Linked DNA regions of Homo sapiens: region 1 is linked to region 2. The links are chromatin contacts, found by Hi-C or POLR2A ChIA-PET in ENCODE. All regions are on one chromosome and are shown on one strand. The core of a region is the stretch at or near the end of the contact, and the rest is flanking DNA. Distances in the headings are between cores, read along the strand shown.

Region 1 (3,332 bases), core at 596-3,095, 390 kb after region 2:
ATCATTATGATTTAGCAGGAGACAAGATAAGGGTAATCACCCCAGCACCTAGACCCATTTAGATTAAGTAAACTTACTGAGGCTCCAGAAGAGGGTCTTCAGGACTCAACCTTAGTCATAGATTAAAAGAAGTTAATCACTTATGTCTGTAGATGAATGCACACTTACATGTAGACATACAGCTTAGAAGGTATACGAGCTTTGGAAAACTTTGTAATTTTGAGTTGGTATGGTGATAATTTCCAGGCCTTCTCCTTGTAACCGGTTACAGAAATAAAACCTCTCTTACTCTCCAGCTCATTTGCATCTTGTTATTGGGCCAGGAGAAGTAGTAGCCCGACCCTCAGTTGGGTCCAGGAACAAAGGGAGTGTCTGAAGACAGCAGTGATGTGATCACCTGTTTTAGGAGGACCACTCGCCAGAGCCCAGGGGAATGGTGGGAGGGGTGGGGAGAGGTGAGGGGAGCTGGGACAGGGCAAGGAGGGATGTATGGAGGACGTGTCCCCTGGCAGTAGGAAGAGAGTCAAGGATGACTCCAGGGCTTCTGTAATTTGAAACAGTCACAAATAACCACAAGCTCTCAGGTGGAAGGACACTGAGAGCCCCATGAAGGTCATGAGGTGGTGGGCCACCTCAGGTCCGTGGATCCAGGACCATGGATCAACAAGAGAAGTGAGGTCTCCCTGGGACCACATAACGTGGTGAAGGCACCGGCCTTTGGTTTTCAAACTCTGCTCCTAAGTGGAGCTCCAGGGTCTGGGGAGGAATGCCGAGTTAGGAGGGAGGCGGGAACCGGAGACCCAGGCCCACTCGTCCGCCCCAGCGACGCTGGCACTTGCACATATGAGGCGGCTTGCATGGCTGTGCTTGAAGAAAGGGTTCTGCAGCTACAGCCTATCTGCAAAGCCCCACGCGAAGTTTGGGCAATGGGCTGTGTGAACCCAGAAAATGGGAGACAGGTCTCAGTTAATTTACAAAGTTTATTTTGCCAAGGGTGAGGACGCGCCCGTGACACAGCCTCAGGAAGTCCTGACATGTGCCCAAGGTGGTCGGGGCACAGCTTGGTTTTATACATTTAGGGAGACAGGATACATCCATCGATACATGTAAGAAGCACATCGGTTCGGTCTGGAAAGACGGGACAACTTGAAGCAAAGGCAGGAAGACTCCAAGCGGGGAGGGAGCGTCCAGGCCACAGATAGGTGAGACACCAACGGTTAAATTCTTTTGAGTTTCTCATTTGCCTTTTCAAAGGAGGCAAATCAGATATGTATCTATCTAAGTGAGCAGAGGAGTGACTTTGAATGGAATGGGAAGCAGGCCTGCCCTAAGCAGTTTCCTGCTGGAGTTTTCCTTAGTGATCTTGGGGGCCCAGGATATCTTCCTTTCACAGCTGATTTCACAAAGCCGGCTGGGTAGGAGGGCCCCAGGGCCGGGTGGCCGTCCGCGTGGCAGGGCGGGGGTCCCAGGGCGGCTGTGCTTGGTGCTGGGAGGCCGCCCGAGGGCAGCGCCGGCCCCGAGTCAGCAGCCGCAGGGCACCCTGGAGATGCGGAACGCCCCCAGCCGTGGGTCAGCAAAGGCGTCTCAGGTGACCCTTAGGGAGGGCTTCTGAGGCAGCCCGTGCGGGGTCCGTCCTGGCTGAGCACTGCGCGGACGGCGCGCCCGCGAGACTCGGACCCGGCCTAGGGCTCAGCGAGCTCTCAGCGGGGCGGGCGGACGCAGGCAGCCCAGGGGAGTGGGGCCCGCCCTGCGCCGCCATCACCCCTTTAAGTGCCAGGCCCGCGGCGCATGCGCAGTCAGGCCGTTGTGCGCAGGCGCAGAGGCGGCGGCGGCGGCGGCGGCGGCGGATGTTTACGGCGGCCGAGGTTGGAGCGGCGCTGCTCGGCCGCGGACACACGAGGGACGCGCCCGAGGAGCTGCAGGTGGCAGCCCAGGCGGTCCGAACCCGTCGGCCGGCCGAGCCTGGAGGTAGAGCCGCCGCCGCCGCCGCCGCCCCTCGGTCCGGCCTGCGGCGAGCGGGTGGTGTGTCCCCTCGGCCCCTTCCCTCCTCCTTCCCCACCCCCGGCACCCCTGCGCCCGGAGCTCTCCTCTGGGGGCGTCGCTCCTCCCCACCTCGGGCACCCTCACCTCCCCCCAGCGGCCTCCAGGGCGTCCCGCGTTTCTCTCTCCGAGCGCTCGCGGTTTCCCGTCGGTCTCTCCCGGTGCCCGTTGCTCACTCACACTCTTGGGTCTGGTTAGTCCAGACCTGCAGCTTGTCTTTGACTTCCCAAGTGGGAAACGTTTGCAGTTCCAAGGCAAGCCAAGAGCTAAGGTTTAGAACAAAGTCTGCCTTGGACCCTTTCAGAAGATGACAGGATTTTTTAAAAAAATAATTGCGCCCCCCCGCCCCGTGCCTTGGAGATAGTAAGAATTGGAGCAGAGCACTGGGACTTCAATTCACGCATGGAAAGAGATCTTTGTTAGTTGGAGGAAGGAGAACTTGCCTGAGCTTCGGGCCTTTGTTTTGTTTTTGTGAGAGGGACGTGTCTCCTAAATGAATGTTTGCTCCAGCGTTGCACCTCAAATAAGTCACCTAAATATCCACGCCCTCTTTATCCACCCCCTCTTTACTCGTGTGACTAGAATAGTTTTCATTTTTCTTCTCAAGGGAATGGCTAAACAGCTCCTATCTGGGCGTTTGATAGACTGTCATTCAAGAATGAGTGAAGTTGAGGTGCCTATAAGCAACTCAGAAATTGTTGTGGCCACGCTTGGGGGAAATAGAGCCCTACACTCAGGTGATGAGAGGAGACCTCAGAGGTGACCGATCCAGGGCCTTGCTCCCTGCGCCACCCCAGCTCGTACCTCCAGTGGAACTTGGCTGGGCTTATCAAGAGCTCCTTTCATTCATTGCAACTTCATTTGTTAGAAAGCTTCTCTGTGTATTTAGTAGGCATTGTCTCCAACATGTACCACTGGTCTGGCTTTTGTTAGGCCCATTAATAGTGTACATGTGACAGCCTTTCAAGTATAGGTGCTCCCCGGCTTACGGTGGGGTCGCATCCCAGTAAACACATCGTTAAACCTGAAGTCGAACCATCCGAAGTCGGAGACCATCTGTATTTGAAAAAAGTCCCTTTGCATTGCTTGTAAGAGTTCTGGTTTTCAAGGTGAGAAATCTGTTTGTGTGTTTGTTTGATCATTCTGCCCAAAGGAGATGTGGCTTTGGGTCCTTTTCCCCACTCATCTTCCACAATGAATTACTTTGTCCATATTACCCTAAAGAAGTGACATCCAAGTTGGAATGTGATCTTCCGTATGTCGCCTCCCAAAACCCCACTACCATAGCTTCA
Region 2 (3,510 bases), core at 212-2,711:
CACTTGCACAGGCCAGAGGATACTACTGCGTGTCCCCTGGAGCCAGGCCTGGGCTGGACTTTGTTCCTGGCTTAGGGATGCAACACAGAATGGGACAAGGCCTCTGCTCACAATGGTCTGTAATGTCACATCTCTGTGGTCTGCCCTGAACTGCCTGAAGCAGGGACTATTGTCCCTACATGTCCCTAGTCCCCGGGCTGGCCTGGTTGGGTTGAGCAAGAATCTCTGGAAAGAATGAAAGGCAGCAAATGGAGAAAACATTACTGAGAGCACGAGAGCAGGCTAAGGCCGTGGTGGTAAGGGACTCGGGCCTGTGCAAGAGTACCAGGAAGACACCTGTGGGAGGAGGTGGCCGGGTGAAGGAAGGGGCAGTGGGAGGAGCTTCCATGCCTAGGGACCAGTACCACCCCAGGCTGGAAGCCCAGAGTGGAGTCCTAGGACATCAGATCCTAAAGGGCTTGAATACCGTTTAAGGCTTTTCTTCCGGGAGCAAGTAGGAGCCAAAGAAGGGAAGTTGCGGGACTTGTTTTCGTGGGGCCAGTTGCCTGGTGGTTACGCGCCTCTCCTCTGAAGTCAGGCATCCTGTTCCAGAGTATCCTGGTTGCGCTTCAACTTGCGGAGTGACCTGGGGCAAGTGACTTTAACCTCAGCTTCCTCATCTGTGGAGTGGGGAGGGCGCAGCGCTGGTCGCCCTGAACAGGAAGTGAGACAACCTCGGGGTGCACACGCGCAGGCCCGAGCCGCAGGGTCCACGCCCGAGGCGAGGCGGCAGCGGCGCCTGCAGGGCGAGGGGACGAATCGCGATCTTTTTCAGAGTAACCCGCGTACAATAAAAAGTCCCCATGAAAAGGACAAACTAGCCAGGCGTGAGGGGCGGTGGCTCACGCCTGTAATCCCAGCACTTTAGGAGGCCGAGGCGGGTGGATCACCTAAGGTCAGGAGTTCTAGACCAGCCTGGCCAAGGTGGCGAAACCCCCGTCTCTACTACAAATACGAAAATTAGCCGGACGTGTTGGCGCGCGCCTGTAATTCCAGCTACTCGGGAGGCTGAGGCTGGAGAATCGCTTGAACCCGGAGGGCAGAGATTGGAGTGAGCTGAGATCGCGCCATGGCACTCCAGCCTGGGCAACAAGAGTGAAACTCCGTCTCAAAAACAAACAAAAAAGGACCAACTAAAAAAAGAATATAAATACAATAAATAACAGGACTTACGGGGGCAGGCTGACCCCTAAAGTAAGGGGTCGGGCTGGAAAGGATCTCAAGGGGTCAGAGTTTGAGCCGCCGAGGCGCGCGAGCCCCAGCACTCCTAGGCAGCTGCATCCGCCCCGGAAGATCCCCTGGGGCCCTGCGCTGGCTTTCCACAGCGCCATGTTGGACGGTCCTCCCACTTCCCACCTTCCCAGTCCTCCCGCTACTCTGACCGTTCTACCTGTGATTCTCGCTGGTGGAGTCAACCTGGAATGGATTCCCGCCGAACCACGCCTCCCTTTCCTGGTTCGCCCGCAGTTTCGGCCTATCAGGTTGAGTCGGGTAAACCAGGACGGGCCAAGCGGCACTCTCATTGGATATCACTGGTGGGGGCGGGAAGAAGGCGGAGCACGTGCCCGGGCGGAAGTAGCCGTCGCATCGCGGATTACGAAACGCCGCGGAGCTGAGGCAGTTCCGCTGGCTAGTGTGTACGCGGCGAGCTTCTCCCGGCGCCGCCCGCTCGGCTCCCATAGCGCCCGCGACAGCGGTCCGGACGCCGCCCGAACATGGACTCCGCCGGCCAAGGTACCTGCCGGGCCCGGCCCCTTCGCCGCAGATGGGCCCAGGCTGCCCGTTGTTCTCCGTCTCCCGGGGTCGCGTCTGCGACTCTCTGTCCTCTCGGTCTCGGTTCACCCACCCCGCGGCCCCTCTTCAGCTCCCGGGGCCACTGACCTCGAAGCTTATGATGGTCGTGGTGTGTTTTTTGCCCGCGGCCCAGACCGCTTCCTGGGCTCTCTCCAGCCGCCCTCCTGGTCTCCCCTGGGACCGTTCCGAGGTGTGGTTCCCTGGCGCCCGCCGTTGCTCCCGTAGTTTGGGTTCTGTCGCTCCCAGCAGGTCTCGCTTATGCCGCCCACCCCGTGCCCTGCTCTTGCTTGCTCTGCCACCCCCCGGTCCCTGCGCGGGGCCCTCGGGTTCACGCTGTCTGGCCCTGGACCCAGTCCGAGGTGTTGAGGGCGGCTCCCGAGCAGAGAAGGGGTCTTCGCGTTCAGCAGAGCTCCCCTTGGGCAGCAACTCTGCTCGGAGCTCAGCCTGCTTAGGGGTTGCCTCATGGAGAGGGGGTGGAGTGAGTCAGGGGCACACCCAGCATACCAGGCCTGTTTCCAGAACAGTCTCCCCAGAGCAGTATGAGATGGCCACTGAGGGGCGTGGAGCGAGCCCAGGAGATTAAAATCTTGAGAAGATGATAAAAGTCTGCCTTGCATTTTGGGGCTCTAGAGAGGGATGCTAAATTTCTTTCTTTCTTTCTTTCTTTCTTTATTTTTTTGAGACGGAGTCTTGCTCTGACGCCAGGCTGGAGTGCAGTGGCGCGATCTCAGCTCATTGCAACCTCGACCTCCCGGGTTCAAGCGATTCTGCTGCCTCAGCCTCCTGAGTAGCTGGGACTACAGGCACGCGCCACCAGGCCCAGCTAATTTTTGTATTTTTAGTAGAGGCAGGGTTTCACCATGTTGCCCAGGATGGTCTCGATCTCTTGACCTTGTGATCCGCCCGCCTCAGCCTCCCAAAGTGCTGGGATTACAGGCGTGAGCCACTGTGCCCGGCTACATATTAAGCTTTATAATTCCTAGGTGCTGCATTATTCTGGAGGGTGTTTTTTGTTTGTTTGTTTTTGTTTTTTTGAGATGGAGTCTCACTCTGTCGCCCAGGCTGGAGCGCAGTGGCTAGATCTCGGCTCACTGCAAGCTCCGCCTCCCGGGTTCACTGCCATTCTCCTGCTTCAGCCTCCCAACTAGCTGGGACTACAGGCGCCCGCCATCATGCCCGGCTAATTTTTTGTATCTTTAGTAGAGACGGGGTTTCACTGTTAGCCATGACGGTCTTGATACCCTGACCTCGTGATCTGCTTACCTCGGCCTCCCAAAGTGCTGGGATTACAGGCGTGAGCCACCGCGCCTGGCCTTTTTTTTTTTTTTTTTTAATTTTTTTTTTGGGGACAGCGTCTCCCTCTGTCTCCCAGGCTGGAGTGCAGTGGTGCAATCATAGCTTACTGCAATCTTCAACTCCTGGGCTCAAGCGATCTTCCTGCGTCAGCCTCCCAGGTAGCTGGGACTATAAGACTACAGGCGCACCATGCCAGGTTAATTGGTCTTTCTACTTTTTTTTTTTTTTTTGAGACGGATTTTCGCTCTTGTTGCCCACGCTGCAGTACAATGGCGCGATCATGGCTTCCCGCAACCTCTGCCTTCTGGGTTCAAGCGATTCTCCTGCCTCAGCCTCCCGTGTAGCTGGCATTACAGGCGTGCGCCACCATGCCCGGCTAAT

The links. A loop is a pair of places that touch in the nucleus more often than their neighbours do. ChIA-PET counts read pairs that join two places held with the same protein, here RNA polymerase II (POLR2A). Pooled maps may share reads with other maps.
Region 1: a pooled map shows a loop between it and region 2 (7-fold over the local background). The contact joins the promoter of PCMTD2 here to the promoter of ABHD16B-AS1 in region 2. A Hi-C loop is called at or near these places in 5 of 50 pooled maps. POLR2A ChIA-PET finds 5 or more read pairs at or near these places in 2 of 52 experiments (CD8-positive, alpha-beta T cell and common myeloid progenitor, CD34-positive).

What each region holds. Positions count from the first base shown.
Region 1 is chr20:64,253,903-64,257,234 of GRCh38, forward strand. It overlaps PCMTD2 (protein-L-isoaspartate (D-aspartate) O-methyltransferase domain containing 2), which reads left to right and starts at 1,846. Exons shown (of 6, transcript NM_018257.3): 1 at 1,846-1,968.
Region 2 is chr20:63,863,612-63,867,121 of GRCh38, forward strand. ABHD16B-AS1 (ABHD16B antisense RNA 1) reads right to left here and starts at 1,462. Exons shown (of 2, transcript NR_165314.1): 1 at 1,213-1,462; 2 at 1-659. It overlaps TPD52L2 (TPD52 like 2), which reads left to right and starts at 1,659. Exons shown (of 7, transcript NM_003288.4): 1 at 1,659-1,773. The coding sequence starts at 1,755. RefSeq lists enhancers at 387-616, 710-1,909, 949-1,669, 2,391-3,110 and a silencer at 1,077-1,126.